Linked DNA regions of Homo sapiens: region 1 is linked to region 2. Evidence: read pairs that join two places in POLR2A ChIA-PET (ENCODE). Cell type or tissue: A673. All regions are shown on one strand. Links, peaks and the distances in the headings refer to the core of each region. The heading gives the core; the rest is flanking DNA. Region 1 has its middle 57 kb from the start of LINC02643. Region 2 has its middle 53 kb from the start of LINC02643.

Evidence for each region. Peaks named below come from ENCODE experiments on the same cell type or tissue, not always from the same donor. Only the 100,000 strongest peaks of a DNase experiment are listed, where the experiment ranks them.
Region 1: POLR2A ChIA-PET joins it to region 2 with 8 read pairs; 4 of 35 experiments call an interaction of 5 or more read pairs at or near these places.

The regions. Positions count from the first base shown.
Region 1 is chr10:21,310,964-21,321,793 of GRCh38, reverse strand. No RefSeq gene overlaps it. Among named protein-coding and RNA genes, the nearest start is that of LINC02643, 57 kb to the left of the region's middle. In A673, for the core only: no CTCF peak of the experiment used is centred there; a DNase peak (open chromatin) is centred at 5,753; H3K27ac peaks cover 409 bases.
Region 2 is chr10:21,420,510-21,431,339 of GRCh38, reverse strand. No RefSeq gene overlaps it. Among named protein-coding and RNA genes, the nearest start is that of LINC02643, 53 kb to the right of the region's middle. In A673, for the core only: no CTCF peak of the experiment used is centred there; DNase peaks (open chromatin) are centred at 6,679, 7,279 and 7,649; H3K27ac peaks cover 2,191 bases.

The DNA of each region.
Region 1 (10,830 bases), core at 4,428-6,927, 110 kb after region 2:
GGAGTGCAGTGGTGCGATCATAGCTCACTGTAGCCTCAACCTCCCAGGCTCAGCAATCCCACTCCAGCCTCCTGAGTAGCTGGTACTATAGGCACACACCACCAAACCTGGCTAATTTTGCTTTTTATTTATTTTTTAGACAGAGTCTCGCTCTGCTGCCCAGGCTGGAGTGCAGGGGCACGATCTCAGCTCACTGCAACCTCCGCCTTCCAGTTCAAGCAATTCTCCTGTCTCAGCCTTCCGAGTAGCTGGGACTATAGGTGCCCACCACCACACCTGGCTAATGTTTGTATTTTTAGTAGAGATGGGGTTTCGCCATGTTGGCCAGGCTGGTCTTGAACTCCTGGCCTCAAGTGATCTGCCTGCCTCAGCCTCCCAAAGTACTGGGATTACAGGTGTGAGCCATCATGCCCAGCCTGTTTTTTATTTTTTGTAGAGACATGGTTTCACTATGCTGCTTAGGCTGGTCTTGAATTCCTGGCCTCAAGCAGTTCTCCTGCCTTGGCCTCCCAAAGTGTTTGGTCTCTCCAGATTTAGAATGAGTGGGGAAGAGTGGGCTTTAAGATCTTTTGCCTTGCCAGAAAAGGACATGGTTAGGAGCCACTGCTTTAAATTAAGATTTCCAGGAACTGATTTTTTTTTTTTTTTTTTTTTTTTTTTAGGTGGAGTCTCATTCTGTCTCCCAGGCTGGAGTGCAATGGCATGATCTCAGCTCACTGCAACCTCCGCCCCCTGGGTTGAAGCAATTCTCCTGCCTCAGCCTCCTAGGTAGCTGGGATTACAGGTGAGTGCCACCATGCCCGGCTAATTTTGTATTTTTAGTAAAGATGGGGTTTCACCATGTTGACCAGACTGGTCTCAAACTCCTGACCTCAGGTGATCGGCCCTCCTCGGCCTCCCAGGGTGCTGGGATTACAGAATTTTTGAACACACTTTTATCATGAAAGATTTTTTGATAAATCGGTGAATCTCAGGCCTGGCTGCACATTATCATCTCTTGGGAAGTATTTTTATTTTTATTTTTTTTGAGATGGAGTTTTGCTCTTTTTGCCCAGGCTGGAGAACAATGGCGCAATCTTGGCTCACTGCAACCTCCGCCTCCCAGTTCAAGCAATTCTCCTGCCTCAGCCTCCCAAGTAGTTGAGATTACAGGTGTGTGCCACCACGCCTGGCTAATTTTGTATTTTTAATAGAGACAGGGTTTCACCATGTTGTTCAGGCTGGTCTTGAACTCCTGACCTCAAGTGATCCGCCCGCCTCAGCCTCCCAAAGTGCTGGGATTACAGGGTTGAGCCACCAAGCCCTGTCAGAAGTATTTTTACTTTATTTTTATTTTTTTGAGACGGAGTCTCGCTCTGTCACCCAGGCTGGAGTGCAGTGGTGCAATCTTGGCTTGTTGCAACCTCTGCCTCCCAGGTTCAAGCGATTTTCCTGCCTCAGCCTCCCAAGTAGCTGAGTCTACAGGCGTGTGCCACCATGCCCAGCTAATTTTTGTATTTTTGGTAGAGATGAGGTTTCACCATTTGATCAGGCTGGTCTCAAACTCCTGACTTCAGGTGATCCGCCTACCTCAGCCTCCCAAAGTGCTGGGATTACAGGCATGAGCCACCGTGCCCAGCCAGAGTATTTTTAAAATATGGATACAGAACCCGACTTTAGACCAATTGAACTGAAATATCTGAAGGTGGTGCCCAGACCATGTGTTTTTTTTTTTTTTTTTTTTTTTTTTGAGACGGGGTCTCGCTCTGTCGCCCAGCCTGGAGTGCACAGTGGCGCGATCTCGGCTCACTGCAAGCTCCGCCTCCCAGGTTCACGCCATTCTCCTGCCTCAGCCTCCCGAGTAGCTGGGCCTACAGGCGCCCGCCACCACGCCCGGCTAATTTTTTGTATTTTAGTAGAGACGGGGTTTCACTGTTTTAGCAAGGATGGTCTCGATCTCCTGACCTCGAAATCTGCCTGCCTCCGCCTCCCAAAGTGCTGGGATTACAGGCGTGAGCCACCGCAGCTGGCCCCAGACCATAGGGTTTTATAAAGCATCCCAGGCAATTATGAGGCACAGTAAGGGCTGAGAACTTTTATAAAGGAACATTCTCTAATCATTACATCCATAAAGGAAGTGGCAACTGCTATTTGTATCAAGGAACACTCATCTTATAGGGATGAAAACATTAAAAGAGCATTGTGTAAGGAGGAATCATTGTTTAAAAGGGCAACTGATTGCACGGCAGTAATAGTAAATAAAGGAAACAGTGCGTCCTTTACACATGAAATCCTCTGTGTCCTTTCAAATTCCGATTCATATTATCAAATAACACATCAGAGGTAGAATGGCTGGGGGAGGGGGGATTGAGGGATGGGAGAAGGATAGATGAAGGGAACAGCAGAAAATGAAGCAGGCAGAGCGTGGGATCAGGAGCTGGCGCAGCTGGGGACAACGACATTTCTAAGGGCAGATGCCCAGGGTCAGGGAGAGTAAGCAAGAGAAAACAAGTGGCGATCGGGCACTGGGGCTCATGCCTGTAATCCCAGCACTTTGGGAGGCAGAAGTGGGAGGATCCCTTGAGGCCAGGAGTTTGAGAGCAGCCTGGGTAATCTAGTGAGACTCCATCTCTTACAAAAAAATAAAAAAATAAGCCAGATGTGGTGGTGGGCACCTATAGTCTCAGCTATTTAGGAGGTTGAGGTGGGAGGATTGTCGAGCCCAAGAGTTCGATGCTGCAGTGAGCTATGATTGCAACAGAGCGAGACCCCATCTCTAAAAAACCCAAAAAACAACAGGTGGGTTTGCAGCCAGCTAGGGAGGATAGTGCCAGAGGAAATTGGCAGCAAGCCAGAGATGAGGGCTAGCAGTGTGGTTAGAGGCTGCGAGGAAGGATTCAGGAGCAGAAGAGTGGGCAAGAAAAGCCACGGCCCTCATCCTGAAGGAACTGGAGTCAAGGGCAGTTGTCAGAACAATGCCTTGGCCTCAGAAAAAGATGGAGACTCAGCTTCCCAGACCGGAGCTTGAACATAAGGACTTAATCCCATGGTATCAGTCCTCTCCTTTGGAGACAGCCAGGGCCAGAGTGAACTGAACGGCAAAACGGAGAAAGCTAAACCCAGAAATCCCTAAATATCCTCTCGCCCGGAACATGCTTGGGCCCAGAGCCTGCAGGTGCAGTAGAAGGAGATTCGCTTTCCGGCTTTTGTCGGGGCACCACGGTTTCAACAAAGACAGCCTCTACCCAGGGGCCGACACTCACACAGCCTTCTCTTCCTGCATAGCCATTTGCAAGTCCAGTTTCCCACTATGATACACAGCTCTTGAGATGAAGAAACGTGGCACACACATGTCTGCTGACCTTCTCTGAGATCGAGGAGGTGCTAGGATTTGTTGGCTTGAAGAAATAAGTGTTTGCACCTGACTTTCATCCTGTAACTCATAACCAAGGAAAAGTCAAACTCCCATCATCGGGGAGTGAGTTACTCAGAGGAGATGCTGGCTTTAGAATGTCCACTCCTGTGAGACCCAGAGAAGCACTGACTTAAACTCACCCTGGATGTGAAAGAAAAAGCTCAGTGATGCTGAGAGTCAATTGGTGTAACTTGATGAGCCGAAATCCCCCGCAATGGGGAAAACAGAGTCCTAGAAAGATGAGAGGGAAGGTGAGTCAGCCAGCCTAGTGGGGCTGTTATTCCTAAGCTGGGTTGTATGTCAGAATCACTCACAGCATTCTTAAAAACACAGGCCTAGCCTGTGAGACTCTGAGGCAGCTGGTGGATTTGGGCCAGGACACAGTGGATCTACTTTTAAAAAGCTCCTGGTTGGGCTGGGAGTGGTGGCTCATGCCTGTAATCCCAGGACTTTGGGAGGTGGAGGTGGGTGGATCATCTGAGGTCACGAGTTTGAGACCAGCCTGGCCCAAATGGTGAAACCCCATCTCTATTATAAATACAAAAACTAGCTGGACGTGGTGGTGGGTGTCTGGAATCCCAGCTACTCTGGAGGCTGAGGCAGGAGAATCGCTTGAACCTGGGAGGCAGAGGTTGCAGTGAGCCAAGATCGCACCATTGCACTCTAGCCTGGGGGACAGAGTGAGACTCCGTCTCAGAAAAAAAAAAAAAAAAAAAAGGCCGGGCGCAGTGACTCACGACTGTAATTCCAGCAGTTTGGGAGGCTGAGGCGGGTGGATCACCTGAGGTCAGGAGTTCAAGACCAGCCTGGCCAACATGGTGAAACCCTGTCTCTAATAAAAATATAAAAAATTTAGCCGGGTGTGGTGGTGGGCGCCTGTAATCGCAGCTACTCAGGAGGCTGAGGCAGAATTGCTTGAACCCAGGAGATGGAGGTTGCAGTGTGCCGACATGGTCCCACTGGACTCCAGCCTGGGCGACAGAGTGAGATTCCATCTCAAAAAAAAAAAAAGAAAAAGCCCCTCGTTGAAAACAGTGTGGAGATTATAAAAATAGAACCACCATACACTTCAGCAACCTTGCTACTGGGTATCTACCCCCGCAAAAAAAGAAATCATTTTATATATAAAAAAATACCTGTGCTCATATGTTTATTGCAGCACTATTCACAATAGCAGAGTCATGGAATCAACCTAAGTGACCATCAACGGAGGGCTGGCTAAAGAAAATGCACTCTAAATACACAACAGAGGCCGGGCGCCTGAAAATGCACTCTAAATACACAACAGTGGCTCACGCCTGTAACCCAGCACTTTGGGAGGCCGAGGCGGATGGATCACGAGGTCAGGAGATCAAGACCATCCTGGTTAACACGGTGAAACCCCGTCTCTACTAAAAATACAAAAAAAATTAGCCGGGCGTGGTGGTGGGCACCTGTAGTCCCAGCTACTTGGGAGGCTGAGGCAGGACAATGGCGTGAACCCGGGAGGCGGAGCTTGCAGTGAGCCAAGATCGCGCCACTGCACTCCAGGCTGGGCGACAGAGCGAGACTCCGTCTCAAAAAAAAAAAAAAAAAATACACAACAGAATACTATTCAGGCATAAAAAAGAAACAATGTCTTTTGCAGCAACATGGATGGAACTGGAGTCCATTATCTTAAGTGAAAGAACTCAGAAACAGAAAGACATTGCATGTTCTCACTTATAAGTGGGAGTTGAATAATATGGACCCAGGGACATAGAATGCAAAATAATAGACGCTGGAGACTTGGAGGTGTAAGCGGGTGGGAGGGATGGGAGGTTGCTTGGTGGATATAAAGTGTGTTCTAGTGATGGATGCATTGAAGGCCTGTCTTCACCACAATGTGGTATATCAATGTAGCAAAATTCTACATGTACCCCATGAATAACAAATTCGATATAAACAATTAAATATGAAACAAACAAAAATAAAAAACCAAAAAGTTCCCCAGTGCTTCTGGGGCATACACAGCAGGTTAGGGAGCTAGAAACACCATCTGTTGGTTGGTTTTGCCCTGTTTCTCTCACCCTGGGCAGTCTTGGGCAGCACAGCCTGGCTCCGAGGGTGAAGACTTGCCACAGTCCCAGGCTGGGGTGATGACAAGACCCCCTGAGGCCCCTGAGAGAGTCACTGTCTTGCTCCCTACATCTTCTGCAGGGCTGGCTCTGTGTTCTCTCTGCTTGGGCAAGGCTATGTGGGTTCCCGGGGCAGCCAGCAGAATCTGTCCTTGGAAGATGTGTGAAACTCTAATCTCAACTGGTTCTGTTCCGGCTGCCTGGTTCTTGGCCTCAGCTCAAGAATTCAAGGGTTAGTGGCGGAGGAGGCTCCTTTCTGCTCTGCATCTGGGGATGAATGGCTATTGCCCAGCAAGGCAAGGGGGAGGAGTCTAGGGGGGAGGTCAGGCTCTGACAGAGAGAGAGAGAGTGCACAAGAGAGAATGAATTAACCCATTAGTACCATTAACATTTTAGCATGGACTAATTGACCAGATGAGGTCTTTCTTTCCAGGGGTACAGATAGGTCTTTGACAGTCACAAAAACCCTAGAAAAAGGCCTGGAACCTCCTCTGTCTGCAACAAGAGGTGAGAATGGGCCAGGCACATTGGCTCACGTCTGTAACTCCAGCACTTCAGGAAGCCGAGGTGGGAGGATTGTTTGAGACCAGGAGTTTGAGACCAGCCTGGGTAACATAGTAAGACCCTGTCTCTAAAAAAAAAAATTAGTGGGGTGTAGTGGCACAGGCCTGTAGTCCCAGCTAAGGAGGCTGAGGTGGAGGATTGCTTGAGCCTGGAGGTCAAGGCTGCAGTGAGTCATGATCATACCACTACACTCCAGCCTGGGCAAGCCCTTTCCTGCTCTGGCATTTGCTTGTGAATACTGATTGCTCTCCGACATGTGCCAGATACTCTTCTAGGCACACAGTGAGCAGGACAGATGAGGCTCAGCTCTGGTGGGGCTCACATCCTAGTGCTCACCATCGAAGCTGCCTGAGGAAGGAAGTCCTGAGGCTGGGTCACCCCAGAGCAGACCACCAGGCTCTGGATGAAATACAAGACAAGCAACCTTTCCTTCTTGTCATTCTCAGGGCTGTCTCTGAGCCTGAGCAGCCAAAACCCGCGTGGGAGCAGATGCAGAGATGGACAATGTCACTCTCCCATACCCGAGTGCAGCCACCCACGGGGAGGCAGGGGTGGGGTGGGGGGACGTTCCTGGGGGGTTCAGCCCGGTGGGTGTGGCTGTCCCTGAGTGCCCGTGCACTTCAAAGACACTGGCTCCGGGGTCATAGGAGTCAGCTGTTAGCATCGGGCTTAATAAAGGAGGCCAAAGGCTGGAGAGACACCCAAGGCCTTAAAGGATTAAAAACAGGAAAAATATATACGAATCAGGGGCTGGGTTTGCATTTCATAGACGGGTAATGTTATGATAAAGGTTTGGGCTTTGGATTTGTAAAGTGTTGGATTCAATAAGAAGAATCTGTCTTTGGCTTTTGTTGTACAGGAAACTGAAACAGGCTAATATTGAAGGTGTAAAGGGAATGTACAAAGGATTCAAAAGGAGGCCAGGAAACCCAGCAAGAAAGGAAAAGAAGAACCAATTAGTGTGTATATATATATGGAAGCTAATTTTCATATGAGAAAGTGAGAGATTCTTACTTTAGAAACTGACAGTTACTAAGGGCCTGTGCTTAGTTATTTGCAGTTTCTCCCTGCCTCTCCCATGGAAAATTAATCAATTTCTCTTCCTTTCATTCTTCTCTTCTCATTCTTTGCATGCCTTTGCTTTCACCTCTCCCCTGCCTCAATCCTGCAAATGCCAGAGTCCAAAAAACTATTATGCTGCTGGAGAGACCGCAAGGACAAAAGTGGAGACTATTTGAAAAACAAAGTCATGGACTCCTACGGCTGGAGAGGACCCAGAGCCTCCCCCAACCTTCCTCTCCTCCCCTCTGGCTGCTGCCAGATCGCACCTGACCCGCCCAGGAAAACGGGCCTCTTTGCTTTTTGAAGAACTCCAGAGGAGAGCCCCTGATCTCCCTTGATAACTTATCCCAAGTCTGATATCCTCATTGGCAGAGATTATTTTCCAGCTTAAATCACTCGTGTGGAAGCCGAAGCTCATTGCCTTTTGTTCTGTCCTTGCTGGAGATGGTGAACAGCTGGTCTCCATTCTCGGAGGAATATCGCTTTAAACCTTGCAGGCCATTGTTAAGTGGCCTCTAGGCTTTCTCTTCTCCTGACTAAGAATCATAGCTTCTTTTCCCCATTCCTCATGGGTCCTATTTTCCAGCCCCTCTCACATCTTTGTTCTTTGAATGCGCTCAGGTTTTTCTAAGATATTCCCCTTTGGAAGATGTTTGAAGGAAAACAACAGAAGGGTCTTTAGACGTACTAAGTACTGGCAGTCCCTCTCACCTTACCATAAGCCTCGCTGTTTCCACTGGTTGAGTGGCTTCTGGGGCCTTGCCTTCCTGGGGCCAGGCTGTGCGCGAGGACCGAGCAGCCGGTCCTGTGTTGAGCTCATTGGCTTGACCACAGGCCAGTGCTGTCCCAAAGAGCAAGAGGCCCCAGCACAGCTGGGGGCTCACCTGAACTGAAAATCATGTCTGACATTTGTACAGCTCTTAAATACTTACTAAATAGAGAATCATCAGCCTGGGCAACATAGTGAGACCCTATCTCTAAAAAAATAATAACTTGCGGTCCTAGCTATTTGGGAGGCTGAGGTGGGAGGATCACTTGAGCCCAGGAGCTCAAGGCTGCAGTGAGCTATGACTGAGCAACTGTACTCCAGCATGGGCAACAGAGCAAGACCCTGTCTCTAAATAACTAAATAAATAGCCTATTGTCGCCGGGCGCAGTGGCTCACGCCTGTAATCCCAGTACTTTGGGAGGCCGAGGTGGGCGGATCACAAGGACAGGAGATCAAGACCATGGTGAAACCCCATCTCTACTAAAAATACAAAAAATTAGCTGGGCGCGGTGGCGGGCGCCTGTAGTCCCAGCTACTCGGGAGGCTGAGGCAGGAGAAAGGCGTGAACCCAGAAGGCAGAGCTTGCAGTGAGCCGAGATTGCGCCACTGCACTCCAGCCTGGGCAACAGAGCGAGACTCCATCTCACAAATAAAATCAAATAAATAGCCTATTGTCTCATTCAGAAGAAAAAATTAAGTTCAGCAAAATCTAATGGTTATGTTGAAATCAGCGATGGCTTGTGTACTTTGTCTTGTTAGGTGGGTAGGGGGAGGTGGAGGCTGAAGTGAGGAGGAATTGGGGTGCTCTAGGATGTAAGCTTGAGGCTCCAGGTGGAAGACTGGGGATGGGTAAGTGTGAAGGCCTGTGGGGTGGTAGAGGAACAGATGTTCAAACAGAAACGAAGGAATCTGCTTGCCAGATGTTGGGACAATGGGTTGATGGAGGCTAGAAGGGAAAGACTTACAACGAGGCAGATATAAAAAGGGAGGACTGTGTGGTGCAGAATCATAGATACCAGAGGCTGGGAAGGAGGTGTGGGTGGGAGGGGGAGGAAGAGAGGTTGTGAATGGGCAGGAACATGCAGTTAGGCAGAAGAAACAAGTTCTGTTTTTTGTGTGTGTTTTTTTTGAGATCAAATTTCACTCTTGTTGCCCAGGCTGGAGTGCAATGGCGCGATCTTGGCTCACTGCAACCTCTGCCTCCCGGGTTCAAGCGATTCTCCTGCCTCAGCCTCCTGAGTAGCTGAGATTACAGGCATGTGCTACCATGCTGGCTAATGTTTTTGTATTTTTAGTAGAGACGGGGTTTCTCCATGTTGGTCAGGCTGGTCTCGAACTCCCGACCTCAGGTGATCTGCCTGCCTTGGCCTCCCAAAGTGCTGGGATTACAGGCGTGAGCCACCACGCCTGGCCTAGAAGAAACAAATTATGATGTTTGATAGTGGAGCCGACTATAGCCAGCAAGAATGTGTAGTATATTTCAAAGCAGATAGAAGAGAGGACTTGAAATATTTCCAACACATAGAAATGATAAATATTTGGCCAGGTGCAGTGGCTCACGCCTATAATTGTAGCATTTTGGGAGGCTGAGGTGGGTGGATCGCCTGAGGTTAGAAGTTTGAGACCAGCCTGACCAACATAGTGAAGCCCCGTCTCTACTAAAAATACAAAAATTAGCCGGGTGTGGTGGCACACGCCTGTAATCCCAGCTACTCAGGAGGCTGAGGCAGGAGAATCACTTGAACCTGGGAGGCAGAGGTTGCAGTGAACTGAGATTGTGCCATTGCACTCCAGCCTGAGCAACAGAGCAAGACTCCATCTCAAAAAAAAAAAAAAAAAGATAAATACTCAAGGTAATGGGTGATGGAGTTGTTCACCTCTCTACATATTCTATGCATGTAGCAAATACATGTACCCCATAAACATGTAAAATATTATGTATCAATAGGAAAAAATGTGAAAGAGGGAGAGGGAGGAGTCGGGGGTATATATATATATGTATATAGACAGAGAGAGAATGAGAGTTTAAGGCAAGATCTGAGATCCTGGGATATGACCAGTGAGGATGTTAGTAATATTAATAATCTGGTTTGCCTGAACATGAGGGTAAGAAGGACTGAAGGACCCATGCAGAAAGAGTTTTGCTTTGTCCAAGACCAAAGAGTTGAGAAAGAACTTTACTTGTAGGCTGGGGAGTCTGCAGAAGTGGAGCTAGAAAGTCAAACTGGGCCAGGTACAGTGGCTCATGCCTGTAATCCCAGCATTTTGGGAAGGTGACGCAGGAGGATTGCTTTAGCCCAGGAATTTCGACTTTACAGTGAGCTATGATGGCATAACTGAACTCCAACCTGGGTGACAAAGCAAGACCGGTCTCTACAAAAATTTCTTTTAAAAAAATTAGCCAGGTGTGGCCGGGCTCAAGCCTGTAATCCCAGCACTGTGGGAGGTCGAGGTGGGTGGACCACCTGAGGTCAGGAGTTCGAGACCAGCCTGGCCAACATGGAGAAACCCCATCTCTACTAAAAATACAAAAATTAGCTAGGCTTGGTGGCACATGCCTGTAGTCCCAGCTACTCGGGAGGCTGAGGCAGGAGAATCGCTTGAACCCAGGAGACAGAGATTGCAGTGAGCCAACGTTGTCCCACTGCTCTCCAGCCTGGGTGATGGAGCAAGACTCTGTCTCGAAAAATAAATAAATAAATAAATAAAATAAAATTAGCCAGGTGCAGTGGTGTGTGCCTGTAGTCCCAGCTACTCAGGAGGCTGAGGTGGGAGGATCCCTTGAGCCCAGGAGTTTGTGGTTGTACTGAGCTATGATTGTGCCTCTGCCGGAGTCCAGCCTGGGTGACAGAGCAAGAATCTGTCTCAAAAAAAAAAAAAAAAAAAAAAGTCAGTCAAACTGAAGCTAACTCAGGTTGACACCATCAGCCAACTTAGTTCAAGCA
Region 2 (10,830 bases), core at 5,268-7,767:
AGGGTAAAGTTTCTATAAGTTGCCCTTACTGAGATTGGACATAACTTTAAGTTCCAGAACAGGCGTAATGTGAGGTTGGATACCCAGAAGCCTAAGAGGCTGAATTCTTTTTTTTTTTTTTTTTTTTTTAAATTTATTTTTTTATTGATAATTCTTGGGTGTTTCTCACAGAGGGGGATTTGGCAGGGTCATGGGACAATAGTGGAGGGAAGGTCAGCAGATAAACAAGTGAACAAAGGTCTCTGGTTTTCCTAGGCAGAGGACCCTGCGGCCTTCCGCAGTGTTTGTGTCCCTGATTACTTGAGATTAGGGAGTGGTGATGACTCTTAACGAGCATGCTGCCTTCAAGCATCTGTTTAACAAAGCACATCTTGCACCGCCCTTAATCCATTTAACCCTGAGTGGACACAGCACATGTTTCAGAGAGCACAGGGTTGGGGGTAAGGTCACAGATCAACAGGATCCCAAGGCAGAGGAATTTTTCTTAGTGCAGAACAAAATGAAAAGTCTCCCATGTCTACTTCTTTCTACACAGACACGGCAACCATCCGATTTCTCAATCTTTTCCCCACCTTTCCCGCCTTTCTATTCCACAAAGCCGCCATTGTCATCCTGGCCCGTTCTCAATGAGCTGTTGGGCACACCTCCCAGACGGGGTGGTGGCCGGGCAGAGGGGCTCCTCACTTCCCAGTAGGGGCGGCCGGGCAGAGGCGCCCCTCACCTCCCGGACGGGGCGGCTGGCCGGGCGGGGGGGCTGACCCCCCCCCCCACCTCCCTCCCGGACGGGGCGGCTGGCCGGGCGGGGGGCTGACCCCCCCCACCTCCCTCCCGGACGGGGCGGCTGGCCGGGCAGGGGGGCTGACCCCCCCCACCTCCCTCCCGGACGGGGCGGCTGGCCGGGCGGGGGGCTGACACCCCCACCTCCCTCCCGGACGGGGCGGCTGGCCGGGCAGAGGGGCTCCTCACTTCCCAGTAGGGGCAGCCGGGCAGAGGCGCCCCTCACCTCCCAGACGGGGCGGCTGGCCGGGCGGAGGGCTGACCCCCCCACCTCCCTCCCGGACGGGGCGGCTGGCCGGGCAGAGGGGCTCCTAAGAGGCTGAATTCTATGCCTCTGTAGTCCTAGTTTCGAGGGAGGATTGCACAGGAGTTTGGGTCCAGCCTGGGCAACAGAGAGAGACCACGTCTCAAAAAAAAAAAAAAAAAAAAAAAGAGAGAGAGAGTTGTGTTGGGATCCTAGAGCCTGATATCATTCTATGGAGGGAAAGGATTATAACCAGATTTCATGGGTTAATTCAATCAAAGCCATGGAAGTAGAAAATCAAAGACAGAGTGGGCTGGGCACTGTGGATTTCTGTCAATTCCTCTTGCAGACAGGACCTCTTTTGAAAGTCCCAAACTGCATATGTGGGCCCTCATTATCTGGCCTTTGGTGACATGCCCCTGACAGAGATAATAGCTCGACTACATATGTGAGTTTCAACCAGCTGTGTGTCCATGGCCAAGATACTTTGCCTTTCTTGAATATTTATATTCTCATCTTTAAAAGCGCGATAAACATGTCTATCCCTTTAAGACTGTTCTATTGATCAAATAAGAACATATATGTAAGTAAAAAGTACTTTGCAGAGATGTACAATGGAAAGAAAAGTCAATTTCAGTTCTTTTGAAATGAGTGCCAGTTTGGCAGAAAATAATAAAGTAACACTTGGTGTGTTTGGCATCATTTGGGGATTAACGAAAGTGAATTTTATGGTCAGCTAACCTCTTGAAATGCCAGTATAAGAAAATTATACTATACACAACTGACCGTACACTACATGAGAATGTCCCAAATGATCCCAAGGCAGGCACTTCATCCCCCTCCTTCATTCCTTGGAGCCAATTACCAATTAAGTTATATTCAAATTCAGAATTTTTCATTATTGTGAGGTTTTATTGTGTATGGACTTCTGTGTTTATTCCTTAAATAGTTGAAAATAATTTAAAATGTCTAGGGGTCTCGGTTATTATTATAAATACAATTGCAGCCAGGGGCGGTGGCTCACATCTGTGATCCCAGCACTTTGGGAGGCTGAGGCGGGAGGATCACCTGAGGTCAGGAGTTCAAGACGAACCTGACCAACACGGAGAAACCCCATCTCTACTAAAAATACAAAGTTAGATGGGCATGGTGGCACATGCCTGTAATCCCAGCCACTTGGGAGGCTGAGGCAGGAGAATCGCTTAAACCTGGGAGGTGGAGATTGTGGTGAGCCGAGGTCACACCATTGCACTCCAGGCTGGGCAACAAGAGCAAAACTCTATCTCAAAAAGAAAAAAAAAAAATACAGTTGGGATATGGTATAGGATGTTCTGTCTCTACAACACATGACCCAGACTATTATTATTTTTTTAAGACAGAGTCTTGCTGCTCTGTCACCCAGGCGGGAGTGCAGTGGTGCCATCATAGCTCACTACAGCCTCGACTTTCTGGGCTCAAGGGATCCTCCTATCTCAGCCTCCCTAGTGGCCGGGATAACAAATACGCACCACCATGCCTGGCCTATTGTTGTTGTTGTTGTAGATACAGGGTCTCACTCTGTTGCCCAGGCTGGTCTTGAACTCCTGGCCTCAAGTGATCCTCCTGCCTTGTCCTCCCAAAGTGTTGGAATTACGCGTGTGAGCCACCATGCCCAGCCCACTTTCCTTTTCCTATCTATGAATCTTCTTCCACCACAAGTGCTGGAGACTTTCTGAACCTATTCAGGTTCAGGGGCTGCTCAATTCTTGAATTATTCTTTGCTCAATTGAATTCTATTTAATTTAATTTGTCTAAGGTTTTTGTTTTCTTTTTCCTTTTTTTCGTTTTTTAGGCGGGGTCTTGCTCTGTCACGCAGGATGGAGTGCAGTGGCAAGATGACAACTCATTGTAGCCTTGACCTCCCAGCTCAAGTCGTCCTCCTGCCTCAGCCTCTTAGGACCAAGGTGTGCACCACCATGCCTGGCTAATTTTTTTGATTTTTTGTAGAGATGGGATCTCACTACATTGCCCAGGCTGGTCTCAAAGTCCTGGGCTCAAGCAATTATTCTGCCTTGTCCTCCCAAAGTGCTAGGATTACAGGCGTGAGCCACTGCACCTAGCCTAGCTTTTTCTTTTTGCAATTGTTACAGTGATGACCCCAAGGAGTCATCTGTCTGTGTCCATGCTCCCTTCCCATGTAACTTCCCTGCTCCTCCCATCAAAAGCAGAGGCTACTACGACACCTCTTGTATTGAGGCTGCTTTGTGATTTGCTGTGACTAATGTAATACAGTGGAAGTGACAGTGTGTGACCTCTGAGGTTATACCTTATAAGGTCTTGTAGCTTTGCTTCTACTCTCTTGAGACACTACTGCCTCGTGAACAAGCCTGGGCTTGCCTCTTTGAGGATGAAAGGCCACGTGGAAAGAGGCACAGCTACCTCATTTCAGCTACCTCAGCTGAAGTCCTGGACATGGGAGTGAGGATGCTCTGGCCCAGCCACCCTCCAGCTCTCCCATCCACTGACTGCAGCTACATGGAGAGAAACTGCCCAGGAGATCCCAGCCCAAATTGCGGAATTGTGAACAAATAAATGGTTTGTTGTTCGAAGTCACTAAGTTTTGGGATGATTTGTTATGGAGCAAAGGATAACTGGAACAGGAAGTTAGAAAGATACTTCTTTCCTGTCAGCCTTCATGGTGATTGTGTTACAACCCAAAATGCTTCCTAGAGTTATCTTCATTTTGACATGGACAGGAGACAGAAATACTGGGTAGAAGAGGGCGGTTCCCCAGTAAAGGACCCACCCTTAAGCCTGGATACTCGCCACCATAAATGAGAACAGGCATTCCTGTTTTTGTGCCCAAAAAGTTGCCTTTTGGCCCAACGCCCCACTATCCTTTACCCATATAAACCCCAAACCCCTGGTTCCAGGAGGAGATGAGCAGACAAACAGAAGAGAAGAAGAGCAGCAGAGAGGGAGAGAAGAGAAGGAACGTTGGGAGAAGTTCAGCTGTGGAGGGTCAGAGAATTGGCTGCTGGATGGCCAAACTACACAGGAAGATCATCTTCCAACTCTATCCCCTTTCCAGCTCCCCATCCATCTTGCTGAGAGCCACCTCCACCACCCAGTAAAACCCCCAGATTCACTGTGCTTCAAGTCCATGTGTGACCTGATTCTTCTGCAATGCTGGACAAGAGTTTGGGATACAGAAAGCTGTCACACTGGTCCCCTGCCCTTGCAAGAAGGCAGAGGGTCCACTGAGCTGGTTAACACTTAAGCCGTTTGCAATGGCAAGGCTAAAAGAGCATAATGTGACACACACCCACTTGGGCTCCAGGAGTTGCAGGTTCCCACGTCTGGATGCTGCTGTGGGGCTGAAGCCCAGTGCCCCAGCTCCTGCACCTGTCCATCTGCATGCTCCTTCTCCCGTAAGGAGTTTGACCAGTGACGGCAACTGAACAGACGAGCCACATCCCTGTTGCACGTCCTGCGAGGAGGGTCAGGGAACTCTCCATTTCAGTTTCATGCAGAATACATGATAAAGGTTTTGTTTTCCTTGTTCTTCTGTTATGCTTGGTGGTCCCTAGAGCCTGGGCTCTTTGTATCGGAGGGTGGTCTGACTGCCATGTGCTGCCGTCCAACCTTTCTGTTTTTCAGACACTACGGTTGACTTCCCCACCAGAACATGCCCGCAATGACAATGATGGCTCTTGTCCCTTGGAGGTGAGGGATTCTTACTCTGAAGATGGCTGATAGATCTCAAACGGCCCTTAGGAACTGGAGGAACTGAGACATTACCCAAACATACCTTCCCAGATAATAATGAATTCCTCAAATATTCTTAGTTTTGCTCTGTACACTGAAATTTCTTTCCTTCTATGTAAAGTGAAGAAAAATGGACTGACGGTAAGGCTCAAGTGATTCTCTTCTGTGCAAGATATTTTATCTTCTTTTTTCTTTTTGCACTATTCAGAGGCCTTTGTGGATTAAGTCAGGTTACTTGGCTATATTCTGACTAGCTAAGATTGCTAGATAAGAGATGACCTCCAGATAAATCGTTTGCTGTGTAAGAAGGCTCTATTTTAAAACCAGAATTTTTTGTGGTCTTGTCACTCGATGATGGAGATGAATGAGATTTCATTACTAGTATAACTGAGTAGAAAATGGCTTTATTAGATAAACCTTGACATACCCTTGTTTTGGAATAGAAATAAAGGTATAAATCATCACATACAAATTATATGAATTTTAATCTTATTTACTATTATACTTGTAAATTTGCCACTAAAATATTAATCAGGGAGTGACATAAATGCAGCTAGTAGTAAAACAAAAAGGTTGTTTTATTCTTTTATTATTGAGATGGTAATAATAGATTAGAAAGAACATTTTGAAAATATAGATAATAAAACATTTTAAAAAGAAAATAAAAATCACTCAATCTCACCTCCAGAGATGGTTATTGTTAATATATTAAAATATGTCCTTCTAGATTTTTTTTTTTTGAGTCAGGGTCTTGCTCTGTTGCCCAGGTTGGAGTGCAGTGGCGTGATCATGGCTCACTGCAGCCTCAAATTCAGGGTTCAAGTGATCCTCTCACCTCAGCCTCCTGAGTAGCTGGGATTACAGATGTGCACCACCACACTCAGCTATTTTTTTTTAAGTGGAGGCAGGATCTCATTTTGTTGCCCGGGCTGGTTTCAAACTCCTGGATTCAAGTGATCCTCTTGCCTCACCTCCCAAAGTGCTAGGATTACAGGTGTGAGCCACCATGCCCAGTCTGTCCTTCTAGATTTTTAACATACATATACCCACTTTGAGGAGTGCCTTCAAAAGATGGAATGCATGCTGTTTCCCCTCTTCCAGCACATATTTTACTCCACTTATTAGGTTAAAAGTCACGAAGAAAGTAACTGTGTCTACTTCATTTCAGACAATTACATAAGTCTTGCAGTAGTAGACTGGTCCTGCCTTGGGGAAGAGGGTAAAATAGTTGTCTGGGTTCTATCATTCTGCAGTGGAACCTACACACCAAGCAAACACTTGTTAATTCATTTAAGCCAGGAGGACATTAAAAAAAAAAAAAAAGAAAAACCGGCTAGGCGCGGTGGCTCATGCCTGTAATCCCAGCACTTTGGGAGGCCGAGGCTTGAGGATGGGTTGAGGCCAGGAGTTCGAGACCAGCCTGGCCAACATGGTGAAACCCTTTCCCTACTAAAAATACAAAAATTAGCCAGGCGTGGTGGCACGTGCCTGTAACCCCAGCTACTGGGGAGGCTGAGGCAGGAAAATCACTTGAACCCAGGAGGCGGAGGTTGCGGTGAGCCAAGATTGTGCCACTGAGGCGACAGAGCAAGACTCTGTCTCAAAAAAAAAAAAAAAAAAAAACCCCAAAACCCAGACTTATTGGTAGACATCAAGTCAACAAAACAGCTTGTCAGTTGGCTATGTTTTTCCTTTTCCAACTATAGACCACGTGGGTATTGGTTAGTGTTCTGAAAGTGGTGAATACTATGCATAAAGAATTACACTTTCTCAGCCTGAGGCACGTATGCTTCAAGGCAGTCACAATGTATTGGAATCCAAAATGAAATAAAGAAAGTGAGTAAGCTGCTTTAATAAACAGATGGCTTTCATTAAATGTAACCATTAATCTTGTCCTGATCATTTACCGGAATGTGGTAGGTTGCAATGTTTCCTTAATCTATTAATGAACTATCACCACAAAATATGTCACCAAAGTAAAATAAGTGTTGATGTGTTCATGAAAACCATCAGATAGACCAGAACCCTCCCCTCTGTGGAATTAGGCAAATGAAGAACTTATTTAAGAAGGAAGAAGGGATTGTTGTAACCCCTCTGGAGCAGTTTTTAGGACCACAAAGCAAAAGCACAAAGCTTGTAAATGACCTGAAGAATTACGGGAGTCTTTCTAATTAAGCACTTTATGATGAAAATCTGAGTTTTAGAAAAGCAATTTTAAAGGAATAATTCTTCATTTGACAAATGATTCACAATAGAATTTTTAAAGGATTAATCATCTAGTAAATTTATTTTTTATTATTTTTATTCTTTTATTGAAAACTTTTTTTATTTGTAATTTTTGTGGTACATAGGAAGAGTATAATTATCTAGTAAATTTAACATAGCATTTAGATTTTTAAATTCTGTCTGTAACATAATGTGCACATGTCTTAAGTAAAATGAACTGCTGTGATAGCGAAAGTTTCAACTGGGCTGGGCGTGATGGTTCACATTGGCGAATCCCAGCACTTTGGAGGCCAAGGTGGGAGGATCCCTTGAGCCTAGGAGTTCAAGACCATCCCGGGCAACATAGCAAGACCCCATCTCTACAGAAACAAAACAACACAAAGCAACAAAACAAAACACAAAAAAGGTTTAAATGGCAGGAACAGGTTGGATTGGTGGGCATCTGAAGCCCCTGAGTTTCATCCGTTGGGTTCAGAGTACTTTTTGTATGCTGATTAACAAAGGAAAGGCTGGGCTTCAGCTATATTTCCTCTTTAATTTCACATTTCATACATAGATGGGACCAGAACAGGCTTAGTAAAACCCTGCTGACGAATGGCAGGTGATCACAATGATCAGAAGCACAAGTCCTGGAGTCTGACTGCCAAGCTCAATCCCTGGCTTCTCACTCTATTATCTGCATATCCTCGGACAAGTTATTTCGTTTCTCTGGGCCTAGTTTCTTTCCTTCCTTCCTTCTTTACTTCCTTCCTTCCTTCCTTCCTTCCTTCCTTCCTTCCTTCCTTCCTTCCCTCCTTTCCTTTCTCTCCTTTCTTTCTCCCTTTCTCTCTCCTTCCTTCCTTCCTTCCTTCCTTCCCTCCCTCCTTCCTTCCTTCTTTCTTTCATTCTTTCTTTTGTTCTTTCTTTCCTGAGACAGAGTCTCATTCTGTTGCCCAGGCCAGAGTGCAGTGGTGAGATGATGGCTCACTGCAGCCTCAACCTCCTGGGCTCAAGTGGTCCTCCCACCTCAGGCCTCCAGTAGCTGAGACTGCAGGTACACACCACCATGCCTGGCTAATTTTTTATGTTTTGTAGAGATAGGGTCTTGCAATGTTGTTCAGGCACTTTGGCTTCCCAAAGTGCTGGGATTACAGGCACGAGCCACTGTACCCAGCCTCTCTGGGTCTAGGTTTTCTTATCAGTAAAGTTGAAGCTAGGAGTATTGACTGTCTAGAGTAGCTGTGAGAATTAAATAAGATTATCCACATAGCATGATCAGTGAGCCACCTTATGCATAATAAGTGCTCAACGGTAGCAGTGATGACTGCATTCTTCTTCTTCTTTTTTTTTTTTTTTTTTTTTTGAGACCAAGTCTCATTCTGTCGCCCAGGGTGGAGTGCAGTGGCGCAATCTCAGCTCACTGTAACTTCCGCCCCCTGGGTTCAAGCAATTCTCCGGCCTCAACCTCTTGAGTAGCTGGGATTACAGGCACCTGCCACCATGCCTGGCTAATTTTTTTTTTTTTTTTTTTGGTAGAGACTGGGTTTCACCACGTTGGCCAGGCTGGTCTTGAACTCCTGACCTCAAATGATCCACCCGCTTCGGCCTCCCAGTGCTGAGATTACAGGCGTGAGCCACCACGCCCAGCCAGATGACGGCATTATTCGTAATAATAAAAACAAGGACTAGGCCGGGCGCGGTGGCTCACGCCTGTAATCCCAGCACTTTGGTAGGCCAAGGTGGGTGGATCCCCTGAGGTCAGGAGTTCGAGACCAGCCTGACCAACATGGAGAAACCCCGTCTCTACTAAAAAATACAAAATTAGCTGGGCATGGTGGCCCATGCCTGTCATCCCAGCTACTCGGGAGGCTGAGGCAGGAGAATCGCTTGAAGCTGGGAGGTGGAGGTTGCAGTGAGCCGAGATCGCACCACTGCACTCCAACCTGGGCAACAAGAGCTAAACTCCGTCTCAAAAGAAACAAAAAACAAAAAACAAGGACCATCCAGGGCCTTTTCTTCTTTACATGTAATCACAGGTGATATTCAAATATTTATCATGGCCCAGGCACCAACTGATCAGAATGAACACGCACAACCTGGGTGGCCGCGTGGTACCCTCTGACAAGAAATGCCCCTTGAGTAATCTCACTACAATACAATATGATGGGAGGCTCTATAGCTCCACAGTTCTTGGACGGGGATGTGCGGATAACCTTTGTCTTATTCTAGGGAGGCATTAGTGACTACTGGAAGGAGAATAGAAATTACTTGTTGTGGGGCTGTCACTGGCTGTGACATCTTGAATAAACTACACAACATCTCTGTGGCTCACTCTCCTTATGCTTAATACTCATGCATCGGGCAAAGCTGTTAATGGGGATCAACAAGGATCAGGAATGTAAAAGCCCTTTGAAAAAGAGTAAACCATTATACAAGCTCAGGAGATTTGCAAAAGTACCTAAACCTTCAAGAAAACACATTCCAGGGGGAAATCAGCTACGATCTACATGCCTCTTCCATTTTCTTGTAACATTTCATGCTAAACCTGTCTATGAGATTTAAAATATCACATTACATTTCTCCATTTTTACATGGGCAAAGTCGATCAAAATGAAAGGTTTTCAGAAAGTAGAATTAACTTCTTCCTATTAATGAGAAATGATAAATTGGGGATCATTTCCCTGATATTTTGCTTCTCTCTGAAATGTAGGCACTATTTTATAAAAATTTAGGTTAATTAAAATATTATAAATTATGCCTATAAACTAAAAACCCTTTATATTCTTCAGTAAGTTTTTTCTTCAGCCTGACCTAAACTTCTTTCACATGTGAATGGCGAATGTCTAAACCCACTCAGGTTATTAAACACAGTATTGAATTGTGTTATAGAGCTGGTAATTTTTAAACGTTGCAGCAGCATGGCAAACAGTTACAACTGGTGGTGCACATCTATTTTCAATTTGTGGCATTTGTGCCTTTTCAATAATGTTGGCCCTTTTCCTCTTCTGACTCAATTTCCTTTCTGTTTCTTATTCATTTTATAGATTGTGTCAATCTGTCTCACTTCTGAGCCAACGTTTTTGAGATTAGGATCCCATTTGGGATCCTTTACTCACCCATATCTTGCACACACATGCTTTTCCAAACACTTACATGCGCACACATGCACACAGAGCTAATTACACAAAGACTCAGAGCAAACCTTTAATCACATGTAACCCACAAGTAGCAAAAGTGCTATTAGGAGATAATGAGAGAGTTTTCATAAACTAATCACAAAATCTGCTTCTTTGCAGTGACATCTCATGTGCTCCTCTATTTAGCTTTCCAGGGGTGCAAAAACTGTTTCTGCCAAAACATGTAACTGTAGAATGAAATGAGTCCTTTACAGGCCCTAACTCTGCCCAGAGGGTGACTTCCCACATGTATAAAAACAACATAAAGCAATTGATGGAATGGCAGGGCACGATGGCTCAAATCTGTAATGCTAACACTTTGGGAGGCCAAGGCAGGAGGATCAGTTGAGCCCAGGAGTTCGAGACCAGCCTGGGCAACAAGGTGAGACCCTCTCTCTACAACAAAATTTAAAAAATTAGCCAGATGTGGTGGCTTGCACTTGTGGTCCCATCTACTCAGGAGGCCGAGGTGGGAGGATCACTTGAGCCAGGGAGGTCAAGGCTACAGTGAGCTGTGATTGCACCACTGCGCTCCAGCCTGGGCAACAGAGCAAGACTCTTTCAAATAAATAAATAAATAAAAATAAGGCAATTGATAGGGTTTAGGATACATTACCCTAAAATATGGCACTTTGGCATACTGAATATTTTAAGCTGAAGGAACTTGAGAAAACATCAGAA